Regions from separate parts of the Homo sapiens genome. Here region 2 is linked to region 1. A link is an interaction called in ENCODE POLR2A ChIA-PET data of the cell type or tissue named here. Cell type or tissue: GM12878. All regions are shown on one strand. Links, peaks and the distances in the headings refer to the core of each region. The heading gives the core; the rest is flanking DNA. Region 1 has its middle 33 kb from the start of OLFML3. Region 2 overlaps TRIM33 (tripartite motif containing 33).

What was found. ChIA-PET counts read pairs that join two places held together with the same protein. Peaks named below come from ENCODE experiments on the same cell type or tissue, not always from the same donor. Only the 100,000 strongest peaks of a DNase experiment are listed, where the experiment ranks them.
Region 2: POLR2A ChIA-PET joins it to region 1 with 10 read pairs; 3 of 35 experiments call an interaction of 5 or more read pairs at or near these places.

The regions. Positions count from the first base shown.
Region 1 is chr1:114,007,922-114,017,513 of GRCh38, forward strand. No RefSeq gene overlaps it. Among named protein-coding and RNA genes, the nearest start is that of OLFML3, 33 kb to the left of the region's middle. RefSeq lists an enhancer at 7,198-8,397. In GM12878, for the core only: no CTCF peak of the experiment used is centred there; no DNase peak of the experiment used is centred there.
Region 2 is chr1:114,461,944-114,471,535 of GRCh38, forward strand. TRIM33 (tripartite motif containing 33) reads right to left here. Exons shown (of 20, transcript NM_015906.4): 2 at 2,327-2,445; 3 at 1,469-1,613; 4 at 1,161-1,293. It also overlaps the pseudogene EIF2S2P5. Among named protein-coding and RNA genes, the nearest start is that of TRIM33, 44 kb to the right of the region's middle. In GM12878, for the core only: no CTCF peak of the experiment used is centred there; no DNase peak of the experiment used is centred there; H3K27ac peaks cover 690 bases.

The sequences.
Region 1 (9,592 bases), core at 914-8,913:
CTGAACAAACACATAATTTTGAGTATCATTTCTGGGTGTCTCTCTGCCCCCGGAATCATCCTTTTCTAAAGGCACACTTTGTAAAGGTAAGAGGGCTTCTGAGCAAACCTGAGGTCTGGGAAGGTACAAGCTGACAGGGGTATCTGGGTTTGTCCCACATCTGAATGAAACAGTGCTGTTTGTTGGAGTCAATATGTCCACATCTGTTTGCTTATGAGTCCTGCTTTGTACCCAACTTTCCTTGGCAGTCTTGGTTAATTCCCTCTGTATCAGTAAGGTTGCACAGGGGAGCAGGAAAGAGGCCCAAGAGGCCTGGATACTGGTCTGGAGGGGGCAGAAGAGCAGACATGAAGGCAGTGAGGGAGGCTGGATGTGGGGGGTGGGGGATGGGGGGGACTTTAGAGCTAGACTTTGAAGCGTTGATAGAACTAAAAAGAAGAAATAAATTATTTTTCTGATCTTGGACAAGGAGGAAGGACATGGATTTAAAGTTGGATGCCCTAAATGCCAAGACTGTCTGCATCTAGGACAGGTATTACATGCAAGAGGCTCTCCTTCCAGCCAAGCATGTGCCCTAGCTAAGCTCCTGCACTTTCACAGGAGGCTGACAGCCCATCTCCAGCCCAGCCTATTAAAGAATAAGGCTGCCCTTAATTGGTAACAGGGAGGAGCTGAACCCCATGTACTTGTCAGCATAACACTGAGCTCCCTGCAGCTCAAAATTTACCAAATGCTTGGTTGCAAAAAATAGCATTAATAGAGATAAAAGACATGCATTCCCACCGTTCCTCTAGATTCCATTAGTCTTATTCACAGATAAGTCAGACCTTCAGAGACTTGAACATATGGTTTTGGCCTCTGGCTGGCTAGCTCTATTGAACAAGGCTGAGCAGTTATGCCACTGGCCTCCCTCTTTATGTACTTATCATTAAGAGAATTAAGGATGAGGTTCAGTGTGTCAGGCAAATTTCCACTTTTTGAATACTTGCGTGGCAACCTCCCAGATAGCCCCCAGCAATCCTTGCGTGTTAGTAAGTCATGCCTTTGTGTAGTCACCTCCCATATAGAATAGGGCTGACCTGTGGAGCTATAAGATATACCAGACATGATGGAATGTGACTTCTCAATCTAGGTCATGAAAGGAATTGTGGCTTCCACTATGTCCTTTCCTATACTGCCCACTCAGGAGGAAGTCAGCTGCCATGTTGTGAAGACACTCAAACAGCACAATGGAGAGGTCCATGTGGTGAAGAACTGAGACCACCTGCTAACAGCCAGCAGTGTGAGCTCACTTGCCAGCTGTGTGAGTGAGCCATCTTAGAAGTACATCCTCCAGCTCCAACTGTTGTCAGCTTTTTTGGGATATCACTTTCATATCTCTAAATAACAAGCTTATATTGCTACTTTTTTCTGTTTTAGACATTGTCTATTTATTTTCCACTTTTCCATTTTTGTAGTGAGAAACAAAAATTACCACAAAACTTAGTAGGTTAAAACAATAAACATTTATTATCTCTCACAGTCACTTTCTTCATCTCCTCTCAATATATTATAGTGTAAATCTGATCAACATATATACTGATATACAGTCACATGCCACATAACAATGTTTTGGTCAGTGATGAACCACACAGACCACAGTGGTCCCATAAGATTGTAATGAAGCTGAAAAATTCCTATTGCCTAATGAGGTCAGAGTACAATGCATTACTCACGTGTTTGTGGTGATGTGGTGTAAACAAACCTACTGCACTGCCAGTCATGTAAAAGTCTAGCACATACAATTACATACAGTATGTAATACTTGATAGTTATAGGAAATAACTGTGTTACTGGCTTATGTATTTACTATGCTTTTAATCATTGTTTTAGAGTATACTCCTTCTACCTATTAAAAAAAAGTTAACAGTAAAACAGCTTCACTTCAGACAGGTCCTTCAGGAGGTATTCCAGAAGAAGGCTTTGGTATGATAGGAGATGATAGCTCTGTGTGTGCTATTCCTCCTAAAGACCTTCCAGCGGGAGAAGACGTGCAGGAGGAAGACAGTGATATTGATGATCCTGACCCTGTGTAGACCTAGGCTAATGTGTTTGTGTCTAATTTTTTTTTAAAGTTTACAAAGTAAAAATATTTAGAATTTTTTTAAGTAGAAGAAAGCTTATAGAATAAGAATATAAAGGAAATATTTTGTACAGCTGTGCAATATGTTTGTTTTAAGCTGTTATTTCAAAAAAGTCAAAGAGTTAAAAAAATTTAAAAAGTGTATAAAGTAAAAACTTACAGTAAGCTAAGGGTAATTTATTATTGAAGAAAGAAAATTTTAAAATAAATTTGGCATAGCCTAAGTGTACAGTGTTTCTAATCCTTGTAGGGTACAGTAATGTCCTAGGTCTTCACATTCTCTCACTGCTCACACACTGACCCAGAGCAACTTCCAGTCCTGCAAGCTCCAGTCATGGTAAGGGCCCTATGCAGGTGTACAGTTTTTATCTTTTATACCATACCTTCACTTTACAGTTTCTACATTTAGATATGTTTAGATCCCCGAATACTATAGCGTTACAATTGCCTGCAGCACTCGGTATGGCAACATGCAGTACAGGTTTGTAGCCTAGGTATGTGGTAGGCTGCACCATCTAGGTTTCTGTAAGTACACTCTGTGATGTGTGCACAATGACATAATCCTTTTTTATCTTTATGACCCCCTTGTCAACCCTCGAATCCCCTTTTGAATGAGGAGGAGCATAAGTACATGAGTTTTAGAGAAGGTAGTCAAAAGCTGGCATATCAAGGAATTGAACACAAGGCAAAACTCTTGAGAAGGAGCCAAGAATCAGAAGTCAGCAATGAAAGAAAAATCCCACAAACCAAAGGGGCAAGGGTGAGTTAAAAATGTAGAGGTGGATCCAGAGCTGGAACCAGGGGAAAGTTAGAACAGGTTTAGACTCTAGGGAAGCCAGCACTTTCCCCATAAGCTGGCGGGGCTTCTCAGCTTGCTTCGTGGTTCAGTGGAGGCATTGGGTTCTGAGGGGTGTTGAAGCCACTCACGTCCTACCATAGGCTGGACTCCTTTTTCCTCTCCCCACCCTTGCCGGCTCTGGGCACCGCCTCCTGCTTCTCAGGGCACCTCACTGCTCTTGTCATTAATGGAGATAGTTAGGGAGAGAGGAAATGAGGTAAAGAATGAAGTGAAATTAGCTTTACAGTAATCTCATTAACAGATGTCAGTCTCATTTTATAGGGAGCATAGAGCTACATATGGAATATTATTCTAAGAAAGCTGGACAATTCATTGCACCGAGGGGAGGAGGTGTCCCTTCTTCAGTCCATGTGAATTCCTTCAGTTATGCACTTCCCTCCATCCTCATATCTCTCTTTTGCTATGACTTCCTTCCATCAAATTTCCCTTCTCTTCTACATCTTCAATCTCTTCCTCTCTCCTAAATCCTTTCCTCCATATCTACTCAAGTTGTTCTCATCCTTTAACAATTTCTTCCTTGATTTCTCTAGTTCTGTCTTCCTTCCTTTTACAGACAGCTCTCCTGAAAGTTCTCTGCACCTACAGCTTCCCCTTTCTCTGTTTCTCACTCCACAGTGGTGTGGGTACTCTCACTCTGTCACTCATACTGGAGTGCAGTGGTATGATCTTGGCTCACTGCTGCCTTGAACCCTTGGGCTCAAGCGAGCCTCCTGAGTAGCTGGGACTGCAGGTGTGCACCACCACACCTGGCTAATTAAAAAAAAAAAAAAAAAAAATATATATATATATATATATACACACACACACACATACATATTGCAGAGATAGAATCTTGTTATGGTTCCTAGGCTGGTCTCAAACTCCTGACCTCAAGCAATCCTTCTGCCTTGGCCTCCCACAGCCCTGGGATTACAGGTATGAGCCACCACACTGGTCTCACTTATTCTTAATTTCATCTCTTCTGGTCTTTTCTTTCTTTTTTTTCTGCAGGTTACAATTCCTTTGCTTGTCCCTTAAATGCATGGTTCATTCTTGACCCTCTTCTCTTTTCATCCTCTAAATGTTTCCAGATGTATCATCTCTTCCTGTGGCTTTGTATGGCAGTGCTGCCAAATATAGATATTTCTGACCAGAGCCCTCTACTGAGTTGTGTTTGTGTGCACAACTACCTTCTGCACTTCTGACCCTTTACCCAAGGCTGTCCCTCCTCCTGGATGTCATTTTCTGGAGAATGGCATGGTCAGCTACTTTGATTTCTGAATCAGGAACCTGGACATTATCTCTGACCCTCTCTTACCCCTTCTCTACTCCATGTCCAGTCAGACACCAGTCAACATAACCCTGGACTCTGCTTCTTACCATCTCACAGCCTCAGTCCCTTCTCTCCATCCCCACAGCCACTGCCTTAGTTCAGGCCTCCAGTGTTCATGCAACCTCCTGAATGGCCTCCCCCACACCAAGATTCTCTCCATTAACCCATCTCCACATTGTGGCCATGGTGGCTATTAAAGACATATATCTGGGTGTGATGTTCTCCCAGGGAAAAACCACATTGGCTTCCGTGCAATTAGGGAATCTCTGAAGTCCCTGTCTTGGTCTTGAAGGCCTTTCAGAGTGGGCTGCATCTCTGGCCTCAGCCTCCCCAGGTCTCTGCTGTGGGCCAGTCCATGCTAGCCTGTACGGAGCTGCTTGCTGCTTTACGTGTCAGTGCTGTTGAACTTGCTGTTTCCTATACCTAAAATACATCCCTACCTTCTTCACCAGATTGACCCATACACATACTTCAGCACAGCTCAAGCATCCTTCTTCCAGCCTTCGCTGACACAGCCTCCTCCCTCTCCCCCAGGCTGGGTGAGGGACTTTTCCTCTGCGTTCCTTTGTCCTCATCTCTGTCAGACACTATCATACCATACTGTGAGCATTTGTTTTCTTGTCAGTAAATAAAGGCAGGACTTTTTGGGGCGGGGGGAAGCTTATAATACTGGTACTCTGCACAGTTTGGCCTGTTGTAGATGTTCAACCAATGTTTATTTATTTATATTTTTAGAGACAGGGACTCACTCTGTCACTCAGGCTGGAGTGCAGTGGCGCGATCATGGCTCACTGCAACCTCAAACTCCTGAGCTCAAGCGATCTTCCTGCTTCAGCCTCCCAAGCAGCTGGGATCACAGGCGCAAGCTGCCATGTCTGGCTAATTCTTTCACTTTTTGTAGAGAGGGGTCTCTGTATGTTGCCCAGGTTGGTCTCAAACTCCTGGGCTCAAGCAATCCTCCTGCCTTGGCCTCCCAAAGTGCTAGGATTACAGGCATGAGTCACTGCATCAGGACCCAACCAACTTTTGTTGAATAAATGAATCAAAGAGTGACTAGACTGCAGAAGAAAGTGTTGTCAATTCCCTTACTTAACAAAGCTGATGCTTAATAATAACAAACATTTTTCTTGGATCTCAGGTACACAGGATTATTCCGCCCTTCATCTCATCTCACAGTGTCATCAATGGTCCATGCAAGAACTCTGCCATTCATTCATTCATTCATTCATTCACTTATTCATTCATTCTTTTTATCCCCATCCCCTATATCCCATCACTGTTTTAATTTGTTTAATGTTGAATCTTGAAAAGCACACATCATTGTTTTGTGGCTGCGGATTTTTAATTTATGTGAATAGGGTTGTGATATAGCTCATTATGTTTCTTGTCTTCTATTCAGGACCATGGTTTTAAGATTCAGCCACATTGCTATGTGTTCTTCTGGCTTATTGCTCTTAACTGTTTCATTGTTCTCCTAAAACTAAACATTTAAACAGCATTTTAGTCCTCATGATTTTTTTTTGTTCTATTGTTTTGGTTTTTTTTTTTTTTTTTTTTTTTGAAATGGAGTCTCGCTCTGTCGCCTAGGCTGGAGTATAGTGGCGTGATCTCGGCTCACTGCAAGCTCCGCCTTCCGGGTTCACGCCATTCTCCTGCCTCAGCCTCCTGAGTAGCTGGGACTACAGGCGCCCACTACGGCGCCTGGCTAATTTTTTGTATTTTTAGTACAGACGGGGTTTCACCGTGGTCTCGATCTCCTGAACTCGTGATCCGCCCGCCTCGGCCTCCCAAAGTGCTGGGATTACAGGCGTGAGCCACCGTGCCCGGCCCTGTTTTGGTTTTTAAATTTGATGTTCACATCAGCAATGTGAGGAAGTCAGGGCAAGTATTAGTATCTCCATTTTACTGCAGAGGAAGCTGAAGCTCAGAGAGAGTGAGTGATTTGCCCTGAGTTATACAGCACTTTTGTGGCAGAATCTTTATGTGGGTCCCATTTTCTAACACCACATTCAAGGCATGCTCAGGGATCACACTCCCTTCTCATGTGGGTGTGGCCAGACCTGGACCCAAGGAGGAGGAGATAGGAGCCTGCCCTCATGGTCAGGGGCAGGAGTGTCTCAGGGCAAACCTCGTGAGATATCTCCCTCCTACCAGAATTCCTGCCTCCTGAAAGCACGTTAAAATGAGTGTCTGGGAAGTTGGGAATGGAGGTGGGGTGGAGGACTATGCAAAAGGCAATAGCTTTGGGGGTGGTGGTGGGGTTCACATGAGCCAGGGTTGTGGGGTGATTGCTAATTGTGTATAATAGATACTTGCCTCTCCCTTCTTCAGCCATTGTGAGTCACCCATGGGGAAATGGCCTCCATTCCCACAAGGAATCCCAGTTCCCCAGAATTGACCCCATCTGCCCACCATCATCATGATTGCTCTGTCTCAGGGGCAGGTGTGTTCTCTGCAAGTTGTGATACATGACATCTGTGATTGTTTTTCTAAATAATGAAAATTATAAGGCTGTGAGTAAACTCCTAGAAGGAACCAGGTGAACCCTCTATGAATCCTTCTCATGAGAATTTTTAGAAGCTCAGGCCACTCACTGCCTTTTATCCCTGCCCTCTTTCCATTACTGGAAAAAAACATAATTATAATCATATAATCAAACTAAGATTCATGATTAATTACAAACACATTGTTTACAAAGTACTTATTATCTCATTTAATACTCTTTTAACACATGTTGGTACCATGATCCCCTTTTAGTGAGGAAATTGAGGCTCAGAGAGGGTAAATAACTTTCCCAAGGTAACACAGAAAAAAGTGTCACAACTGAGACTCAGATCTAGATCTCCTGATCACAGGTGCTATGCCTTATCCACTACACCCCATCAAGAGCAGATGTCCAGTTTCTCTGTAGGAGAATTCAGGTTGGTGTCCAAGACTCAGCATGAAGATGATCCCCTAAAAAGAAATTGCTCATATTTATCCAGTGAGTAACCTACCTGGGTATGCTATCATTCATCATTTAGCAACTGTGCCTGGAGCCCCTGCTGGGTGTGCAACCAGCTCTGTGTAAGTGAGAAAATCCATGTCTCCTTCTGTCTTCAGAGTAACAAAGCCATTTCCCAATGAATCATAGATGACTAATTAAAATGCACACTTTTCCCGGGCTCTCTGGTTAATTCTTTCCTAAACCAGGCAGGGGTCGGGGTGGGGATGAAGTTGTTGCAGGATGGAAAGAAAGCAGAGGAGAACAAAAAGGGGATCAAAAGGAATGGAAGGGGGAGAACAAAAATCAAAGAAAGGAAGGCAGGAAGGCAGGATGTCAGGAAGGAAGGGAGAGAGGAAAAGAGGAAGAGAGGAACATGTACCTATTTGCCTCAAGGAAAACAGGTAAATTTTCTAAGTCTCTAGCAAGTTTACATTTTCTAGTATTTTACAATATATGCTATTTCAGGTATGTGATCTTGTTGAGCCACAAAAAGATCTTTTGTTTTAAGTAAGATATTTTTATACAACTTTATAAATGAGGAAGCAGATTCTGGGAGGTTAGGGATTACTTAACCTTGGAGATAATCTAGAAGAACTGGAAAGACTAAAGTTTTGATGCCCAACAGATTTGGATTCAAATCTAGACTATCTGTGATTTATCAACGTGACCTTAGTCAAGTTACTTAGCATCTTGGAGCTTTGGTTTCCTCTTCTGTAAAATGAGGATCGTGATAGCTCCGATCCCTTAGGGTTATTTTGAGGATTAAATAGGATATTGCATGGCTGTACTAGTCCATTCTCACACTGCTATAAAGAAATACCTGATACTGGGTAATTTATAAAGAGGTTTAATTGTCTTACGGTTCTACAGGCTGTACAGGAAGCATGGCTGGGAAGGCCTCAGGAAACTTTCAATCATGGCGGAAGGCAAAAGGGAAGCAGGCACGCCTTACATGGCTGGAGCAGGAGGAAGACAGAGAGGGGAGGTGCTACACACTTTTAAACAACCAGATCTCATGATAACTCACTCACTATCACAAGAACTAGCAAAGGTGAGAGTCTTTATCAAAGGTGAAATCTGCCTCCATGATCCAATCACTTCCCACCAGGCCCCACCTCCAACATTGGGGATTACAATTTGACATGAGATTTGGGCAGGGACATACACCCAAACCATTATCAATGGCCTACACAAAGACCTTAATAAATGCTAGCTATCTGGGTTTCTATATGATTGTTCTCATTACTACCACTACTATTCCTAAAGCATCTGACAGTGCTAGTACTTATAATAGTATATATTCAACAAATATTAGTTTCCCCTACACAGTCCCACATCCCTACTTCCCTAAGGTAACATAGCTAGTAATGTTGCAGGCAGTCTGGCCATGGCATTTGACGTTAGTACCAGTACTCCTCCACAGTATCTTACTGCCCACCTCTCTGTTTAGCACCTTAAAAATACAACTAGACCATATCGTATACCTCCATGACTCTAAAATTCAAAATGATATTCAGGGCTGGGTGCCGTGGTTCATGCCTGTAATCTCAGCACTTTGGGGGAGGCAGGCTGAGGTGCGGAGGATCACTTGAGATCAGGAGTTTGAGGCCAGCTTGGGAAATAAGGCAGAGACTCCATCTCTACTAAAAATACAAACAAAATAGTTGGGTGTGGTGGTTCGTGCCTGTGGTGCCAGCTACTCAGGAGGCTGAGGTAGGAAGATTGATGCTTCGGCCTGGCGGGGCAGAGGCTGCAGTGAGCAGAGATGATGCTGCTGCACTCCAGCCTGCGTGACAGAGCGAGACCCTGTCTCAAAAAGAAAAAAAAAAAGATATTCAGATATCTTAAGGTTAATTGTTCAGAATATTCTATTATCTCTACTGCTTGGGGAAGGACTTGTGCGCCCTCTGTATTGTATCCTAATATTCCAGGACATGATGTGTCCTCTAATTGCTTTAAGTTTGAATATACAATCAATTCCGTACACACAACAAATTAAGAAGCCTAAAATAATGGGCAGAGTTTAATGTTGAAATTAATCTTAAAGCAAAGTTAATCAGCACATAATCATATTTGTGCTTCATAGTGATTAGGTACAAATGAAAGCTATTTGTGTAAATGAAAATAATCAGAAATATTTTGTGCAATCAAACCAAGCACTTGCAGAGACTTCTAGGGGACAGCAGTGATCCTGAATGTGGGTGTGTAATACAATTATAGCTATCAATGTGTCTAAATTGCTGGAGGAAGGGACTGGCCACTGAGTCCCTAAGATGTTTGCTACAATCCCCGGCAGTTGTAAATGTTCATTAA
Region 2 (9,592 bases), core at 1,154-9,153, 450 kb after region 1:
ACTACACCTTTATATAGTCAAATTTGAGACATTCTGCATTCTATATTCTCTATACCCTATGGAAGAAAATGAGCATATGGGTTAAGAAGAGATCTGGAGTCTGACTACCTGTATTCAAATCCTGGTACTACCAATTACTATGAGACTTTGTACAGATTACTACAGCCTTTTGTGAGTAGGCTCTCTTACACTTAAAACCGTCATAATACTAGTACCTAAACCTCATGGATAGTTGGTGTGAATTAAATACATATTCAGCACTCAGAAAAGTACCTGGCACAAAGTAAGGCTGCAATAATGGTTGGCAATTGGGATTACTGTATCCCCTCTTTAAGAAGGCTCTAATAAACTTCAATGAATTCTAATGAATTAAAAACCCTAAGAAATCATATCGTTAAGAAACACATTTAAGTGTGGTTAACCCAAGTTCTCTTATACATTTTTGGCAATAGATTAATAAAATCTATTCCCATCCAGCCATAAAAACTGTTGTTTGAAAAACACTTTGGAAAATTCTGGACTATGGGTGACACCATCTTTTTACTTGTAATAAACAGATGCCATGGAAGCTGGAGAAATTTACTGAAGGATATTGTTACACAACTGACTAGAAATTTTTGTACAGTTTCCAAACCGTTCATATGAAACACACTCCTAGTAAATGAATACTACTGAATTCTGAGGGTACAAGGCTAAAATACAAAGGTATGTATTAGAGGGTCAGTAACTCTGCTTAGTTGTTCATAAATCCCTAGCTTTTCTACAAATTTTATATGTAACATGAAATCAGTGTATTTGTGATTTGATGTTTAAAAGAATACTGCTTTTGTAGATTACAGCCAAAAATACTATAGGACACCAAGAAAAAGCTTATTTGAATCACAGGAGTAGCAAACAAATGCATAATATAACTCCATTCTTGTAAACCCAAACCTACAAAATGATACATTTTAACAAACATTCATAAGACAATTAGATTTAAATGTGGAAATCTTTAAATAATTTACCAAAACATATATTGCTCAAGAAATTAAAATATGTAAAATACAGATTTAAAAGATTAAGACACAAACATATAATCAATATTTGCTTTAAGAAGAAGAATGACTTTACAAGCACTTTTTATAGTATTTCCTGGTAAGCAATTATGATTTCTGTACCTATGTTCTTTGTGTTCCAATAGCTGACAGTCTCTACATGTCAATCTATCACATGTTTCACAGAAAAGTTTCAACTGTTCTTGTTTGTGTACAGGGCAGAAAACAGGGCGTTGACCAGATGCTCCAACAGACTCTGTAGCAAAATAAAACAAATATTTTTTAACCAAACATAAAATTTTTGTCTAGTTTTCTAAATTCCTATTGATGTTGCTATCCAAAGTTTATAAAGAATAAGTAGAAAATTCTATAGGGGCAAAAGAAGGAGGTTAACTGTAATCATTGTAATGATTACAATGCATCTATCTTACCTGAGACATCTTCTTTCTTCCTGATCAAGTGATCTTTAGTAAATTTTACTCTTTGATGTGCTTCGATACATGTCTTACATAGCCACTCTCCACATTCTACACAAAAGCCAACTGCACTTGCATTGTCTTCACAACTAGTACATACCTAAAAGAAGAAATAAGCACTAATCTAAATTAAATACATAAAATCTAGATCTAAAAAAAAAAAAAAACTTGTTCTTCAATATACTATTTCACTGTACACAGAATAAAATTATTTTGTTATCCATTTATCTTCAACAAAATCCTTTTCCTTACAGATCATTCATGTAGGTAAAAATCTAAGGCTGAGAACACGAAGTCTGTGCAGATTTGACTTTTTTTTTTTTTTTTTTTGAGACAGGCTCTCGCTCTGTCACCCAGGCTGGACAGCAGTAGTGCAATCACGGCTCACTACAGCCTCAACTTCCTGGGCTCAAGCAATCCTCCAACCTCAGCCTCCCAAGTAGCTGGGACTAAAGGCGCATGCCACCACGCCCGGCTAGTACTTTTATTTTTTGTAGAGATGGAGTCTCACTATGTTGCCCAAGCTGGTCTCGAACTCCGGGGCTCAAGCAATCCTCACACCTCAGCCTCCCTAAGTGCTGCGACAACAGGCGTGAGCCACCATGCCTGGCCCAAATTTGACATTTTAAGTAATAGCTTTAGTCTCATTTAACTAAGTTTGAGAGTATATAAGAAAGCTATCTTTAACTTTCTATTTGAAACAGGAATCCATAGCAGAACCACCCTAAATGACTTAACTATCCAAACATGTTTTTCTTATAACTTACAGTTTGATATCAAGATAGGAATATAAAGAAAAATTGAGAAGCATACCTGTTCTGATTTTTCATCAGAACTGCTAGGAGCTTCAGATGTGTCTTTCACAAAATAATTATCCACAAGGTCTATCTGTCTGCATTCTTGGCGGCATACTGGGCACCGTATTACACCAACTACAACATAAAATAACAACATTTTAAAATATTCTTCAGGAATAAAGAAATTGTGCATGATGTCCATATAGAAACATTAATTCATCACAGAGAAGACCAAAGAAATGAGCATCAAGAGCTCAGTAAAATAACCCAGCGAGTTATTCCATTTGGGTAAAAGTGATACTCTATTTAGGAAAAGAAAAAACAAGCATTATGATGCCTCCCAAGAAGTGCTTCCTCATTATAATATGTGGTTAGCTGAATAATTGCCCCAAAAGAAATCCAGATCCTGATCTTCGGAAACTATGAATATTAATTTACATGGTAAAAGGGACTTTACAGATGCGATTAAGGCTCTGGAGATGGTTTGTCCAGCGGGTCCTAAACGTGATCAAGTGACCTTATCAGGGGGAGGAAGAGGAAGGTAAGACTACAGAAGAGTGGAAGGCAATTATAATAACAATGGACGCAGGGAGTAGAGTGATGCACTTTATAGATGAAGGAAGAAGCCGGAGAAAAGAAAGACAGGCAACCACTAGAAGCTGAAAGAGACAAGGAAATGGATTTTCTCCCAGAGCCACCAGAAGGACCAGTCCTGCCACCACTTTTGACTTTAGCCCAGTGAAAGGGATTTCAAACTGCTGGCCTCCATAATGGTAAAACAGTAAGACAGGTGCTGTTTTAAGACACTAAGTTTGTGGTAATTTTGTTACAGCAGCAACAGAAAACTAATATACAATCTATCATCTTATAAATTCTGACTTGGTTAGAGATACTTGAATACATGCTAATATGAGAAGAAAGATCATCTGTCCCTTCACCTGCTAGTGTTCCAGGACTTATCAGAATGGATAAACTGTTGAGGTAACACATAGAGGCTAAATAACTGAAAATAGCACCAGAGTCAACACAACAAACTGACTACATGTCAGCCATGAAATAGAGGATACAGCATAAATGACACAATCCACACCTTCAAGAAGGATTCTAGATTAGTATGTAATTTTTATAGTTTATAATGTACACAATTACAGAAAGCACCAAAGACTGGGATATAAACCAAGTCCCCATGAGTTGTGTAGTACACAAACTGTAGTACCATATATAGTCATTCTGATGGAAAATGAAAACATAAATAAAACTTATCACTCTAAAAGAAGGGTGAGGTGGCTCATGCCTGTAATCCCAACACTTTGGGAGTGGAATGATCACTTGAGCCCAGGAGTTTGAGGCCAGCCTGGACAACATAGTGAGACGCCATCTCTAATTTTAAAATAAAATAATTAAAATTAAAAAATAACTACTGTTATATATTTAAAACAAAATACTGTTCTTATTAATATTTCCTCTTTATTTTACCAAAAACATGGTATAAAAATAAATAAAAAGAGCCGGGCGCGGTGGCTCACGCCTGTAATCCCAGCACTTTGGGAGGCCGAGGCGGGCGGATCACGAGGTCAGGAGATGGAGACTATCCTGGCTAACATGGTGAAACCCCGTCTCTACTAAAAATTAAAAAAAAGTCAGCCGGGTGTGGTGGCACGCGCCTGTATTCCCAGCTACTCAGGAGGGCGAGATAGGAGAATCGCTTGAACCCGGGAGGTGGGGGTTGCAGTGAGCTGAGATCGCGCCACTGCACTCCAGCTTGGGCGACAGAGAGACTCGGTCTCAAAAAAAAAAATAAATAAATAAAAAGATCTTGGTAAAAGGAAACACACAAAAACAATTTTTCAAACCAAAGGGAGAAATAGTAAAGTGAAGAGAAAGGGGAAAAGGAAAAATATTTTCACATTTGGGAAAGCATGACTTAAAAACCTCTTGAGAAAGTGTATTATATAAAACTACAAAGAAGATAAGTATAAGTAACTGTAGAGACAAAGATATGAGAGCAACTAACTCTTCTTAGAGTAAATCAGTTAAATTTTCACCAAAAAGATAACACTTCTAATAGGGTCTTGAAGAATGAACGTGACTATACTAGTGTGCAAGAAAGGGTTTATTTGGCAGGCCTGGGTTGCTCAAATGCTGCACATTCCTTCTTAAGAAAGGCCTATCTTCAGGACTGGCCCTTTACACGTTCCTGGGAGATGACCTCTGAGCCCGTGGAAAATTCTGCCTGGTAAGAGTACTTTTGTATACCTGAGGCTTTAAGCCATACCGTGTTTGACCTCTGGGTGCACTGGTGTCCAAGTAGCTGATTACCAGTCCTGTGGGGGCTGCGTGGCAATGAGACTGATCTCCAAAACTTAGACACCAAGGCTCAGGTGAGATTCCCTACTTGGCAATACTCCCAGTGTATTGTCCCACATTGTTGCTGGGGACATCTGAAAGCATGGGTCTGCTTTCTCTTGGGCTTTGCACCATGCACCTTTTCTCTTTGCTGATTTTAATCTGTATCTTTCAACTAAATTAGGGTTTCTCCATGTTAGTCAGGCTGGCGTCGAACTCCTGACCTCAGGTGACCGATCTGCTCGCCTTGGCCTCCCAAACTGCTCGGATTACAGGCGTGAGCCACCGCACCCCGCCAGATCAGTTAACTCTTCAAGAAGTTTATATGTATAAGTGTATTTAGTCCTCATAGCAGCCCTGTAAAGTAGGTTCTATTACTATCCCCACATTAAAGGTGAAAAAATTGAGGTTCGGAGAGATTAAGAAACATTCTGAAGGTCATGTGGTGACGTAAATGCCAAGATCTGAATTCAACTAACATGTCTGTGTCTACAGCTCATGCTCTTAAGAACTATGCTAAACTATTTCTCTAATTAAAACGCTGGTCTATCAGTAACAAAAGAGACTAAACTAAGGCAGTATTAAAGGAAATGTAGAGGATAAATCAGAGTATCAATTGGACTTAATAAATGACTGTATGATGAAGGAGTACTAAGAGTTACAATGAGGAAACAAATTAGAAATTCTAGATGATTCCCAAGTTCCTGGTGTGGGTAATGCATAGATAATTACATAACTACTCAAAATGAGGAAAAAGTGTTTTAGCCAGAAATGTAATGAGTAAGTTTTGGATAGATGGTGTTTAACTAGCATATTTCTGGAGCTGAAGGGTGTGGAGGGAGCTACCAGCATGTAAATAACTCAAATGTGAAATGTAGTTATGACTGCTGAGGAAGAATATTATCAAGGACAATAACCCTTGTTACACCAATATTTACAAGTCAAGCAGAAGAAACAGAGCTCTCAAATTTAGGAGACAGCTTTCAAACATTTTCAACTGCAAACCACAGGAAGTACACTTTACATCAAAGGCCAGGACACAAATACATACCTGTCTGTGTAACTGAAACAAACACAAGTCAAACAAGGATCAACTACTTTTCCATTAACCATTTATGATTAACTTGTTACCACTGTACCAATTTACTTTTAAAATTACATAATGCGCTTAAAGTCAGCTGACTCTTAGCATGACCTAACAATCTTTTCATTTAGCCCTAGCTTCTCTTTCCAATATTCTCAAGCAGTCACACCAAAGCTTTGGTCATCAACACCACTCTCCTTTCCCTTAGAAAATAATGAAAAATTACAGATATATTTTCAGATAGAGAGGGGAGTTGAGAGAATTTATACCTACAGCCTCTAATTACTTAAGTCAGAGCCCAGTCCAAATGATAAGAGAGTCCTGTGAGTTAAGTGTTGAAAGACTGGAATGAATTATCCAAAGAATAGGAAAAAGAAGCTGGATGGAAAAAGATTGTCAAGTCGTGCCAGAAACCTCAAACTGGAGAAGTATAACCATGCCTAAGTCTAGTTCCTCTCTCCACCATGCACCTATCTCTTATTCATCTCTATTCCCACCCTATGTGCACACATTAATAAGGGGCTAGAGAGTGCAGTGGTGTGAGAGGTAACAGCAGGAGCAGCGCTGCTGCTGGGGGCTAGGGCTGATTTGTCTGACTTCCTGTCTGTGCCTAGCCCATTCGAGCTGCAGCCATGTCTGGGGATGAGATGATTTTTGATCCTACTATGACCAAGAAGTAAAATCAGCAGCAGCAGTCCTTTAGTTAGAGGAGGAAGGGGATACCCAAACAGAGGAGACCCAGCCCTTAGAAACAAAACAAGTGGCGCCAGAGCCAACTGGGGACAAAGAATTGGAAGCTGATGAAGAGAACAGTAGGGAAAAAGGTGCTTCTGATGATCTAGATGACTTGAACTTCTTTAATCAAAAGAAAAGAAAAGAAAAAAACAAAAAAGATGTTTGATACTGATGAAGCTGAAGAAGGTGTAAAGGATCTTAAGATTGAAAAAATATTCAAGAACCAGCTGAACCAGAGTATGACCTTAATATTATGCTTGGCAATAAAAAGAAGAAAAAGAAGAATGTCAAGTTCCCAGATGAGGATGAAATACTAGAGAAAGACAAAGTTCTAGAAGATGAAGACAGCAAAAAAGATGACAGTATCTCATTCAATAATCATACAGGCCCTGCTAGGGCAGTCTCAAATACACATAAGGAGCTACTGAAGCGAGTGTGCAACATCACGAGGGAAAAGAATCCAGATGTGGTTGCTGAAAAGGAAATCTGTCATCAAACCTCTACAGGTCATTTGAGTAGGAACCAAGAAAACTTATTTTGTCAACTTTACAGATATTTGTAAACTATTACATCATCAGCCCAAACATCTTGCATTTTTGTTGGCTGAACTGGGTACAAGTGGTTCTATAGATGGTAATAACCAATTTGTAATCAAAGAAGATTCCAACAGAAACAGAAAAAGTCTTCAGAAGATATATTAAGGAATACTTTTCACACATGCTGATCACTGGACACACACCTGCAGAAGAGACTCAACTCTACTTCTTACAGTGAGCAACTTATTGTTGATAATCTGTTGCAAGTACAAAACCAGTTTCCAGACTGTCATGGGCAAGCAAGCACAGCTCCGTGCCAAAGCTGACTAATTTGCTAATCACTGATTTTACAACGTGTGTTGTGGAGATTTGGCGGGACAGGTTTGTCATCAGAATGGATATACTGTTGTATTAAAAAAACAAGATTAAAAAGCTGCCAAGTTCTTTGATGAGTGGTCAGTTGGTCTGAAATTCTTGCAAGATGCCGCTGTTCAAACTGTTGACATAATCATGGCCTCTTCTCTCTCTGTCAGAGAGATGTGATATGGGGTAAGGAAGTGTTTTTCAAAATTGTTCACTGGCATCTGTAAGATAATTTAGTTCTTATAACAGAGCAAGAAAATCAAATTTAAAAAATAGAGACCTAGAAAGCAATATGTATTTGCCAAAAAGGAATGATGGCAAAAAAACAATAATTATGTTCTGGAGCAACAGGTCACTGATCTTTACTAAAGAAATTTTATAGCAATGGAGGTAGCGGCAGACAGACATTAGCATGAGCGTGGGGAACTGAAGATGTGAAATGCTGAATATGTTGCCCACTCTTACAAAAAACTTGGCAATGAAGAAAAGAGACAAAATGACCTGTCAATAGAGGGAGAATAAAGAAGAATGCTGCTTTATACAGGGAAAACTTGGAGATATGATACAGAAAGTAACTGAAATAATTTATAATAAAAATGGCTTAAATCCTATAAAATAATATCATAGAGTAACATATATTTAGATAATGTCAGTAAGTATTTCCAAAGTTAATTTTATCACTTAAGAATGAAGCTGGCTTAAGGTGAAGTCATAGTCATATATGGCCACATATGTGCACATACAATCATATACGAAGAACACTAATATCTTATAATAAACTAAGTATAACTAATATCTATTATCATAAAGCTTGTTGGTATTCTTAGGGCTTCTTATATTCTTGAAGTTATACAGGAATATCTTGTTTTACTGCATTTAGCTTTATACTGCTTCACAGATGCTGAGCTTTTATAAATTGAAGGTTTGTGGCAACCCTGCATTAACCAAATTAGTAGACGCCATTTTTCCCACAATGTGTGCTCACTGTGCGTCTTTCTGTTACATTTTGTTAATTTTTGCAATATTCCTAACTTATAAATTATTATTTATCTATTATGGTGACCTGTGAGTTCTGATCTTTCATGTTACTACTGTAATTGTTTTGAGGCCCCACAAACTGCGCCCAATGAAAACAGCAAACTTAATCAATAAATGTATTCTGACTGCTTCACTGACTGGCCACTCCCTGTCTCTCTCCCTTTCTCAGGCCACCCTAATGCCTGAGACCAAACAATATTGAAATTAGGCCAATAAATAACCCTGCAATGGCCTCAAAGTGTCCAACTGAAAAGAAGAATCGATTCAGCATGACTTGGTCAATAACAACAACAACAACAACAACAACAAGTCAAACATCTCCTACATTAAATTTTAAAAAGCTAGAAATTGTTAAGCTTAGTGAGAAGGCATATCAAAAGCCAAGACAGGCCAATGCTAGGCCTCTTGCGCCAGTTAGCCTAGTTGTGAATGCAAAGGAAAAGTTTTGTGTTTTGTTTTGTTTGAGATAGGGTCTTGCTCTATGGCCCAGGCTGGAGTGCAATGGCATGAACACTGCTCGCTGAAGCTTCGACTTCCTGGGCTCAAGTGATTCCTACCTCAGCCTCCCATGCAGTGGGGACCACAGGCTCATGCCACCATGCCCAACTAATTTTTTGATTTTTTGTAAAGACAGGGTCTCATATTGTTGTCCAGGCTGGTCTCGAACTCCTGGGCCCAAGCAATCCTCCCGCATAGGCCTCTCAAAGTGTTGGGACTACAGACATGAGCCACTGCGCCTGGCCTGCAAAGTTCTTGAAGGAAATTAAAAGTGACAGTCCAGTGAGCATATGAATGATAAGAAAGCAAATCAGACTGGGCATGGTGGCTCCCACCTGTAATTCCAGCGATTTGGAAGGCCGAGGTGGGCGGATGGCGAAGTCAAGAGATCAAGACCATCCTGGCCAATATGGTCAAACTCTACTAAAAATACAAAAGTTAGCTGGGTGTGGTGGCGTGCACCTCTAGTCCCAGCTACTCGGGAGGCTGAGGCAGGAGAACTGCTTGAACCCAGGAGGCGGAGACTGCAGTGAGCCAAGATCATGCCACTGCACTCCAGCCTGGCGACAGAGCAAGCAAGATTCTGTCTCAAAAAAAAAAAAAAAGAAGTGCCCTGCTAAATTTAAATAAACACAATTTCCATATTAAAAAATTAGAAGACCTGAAAAATGGCAATCCTGAG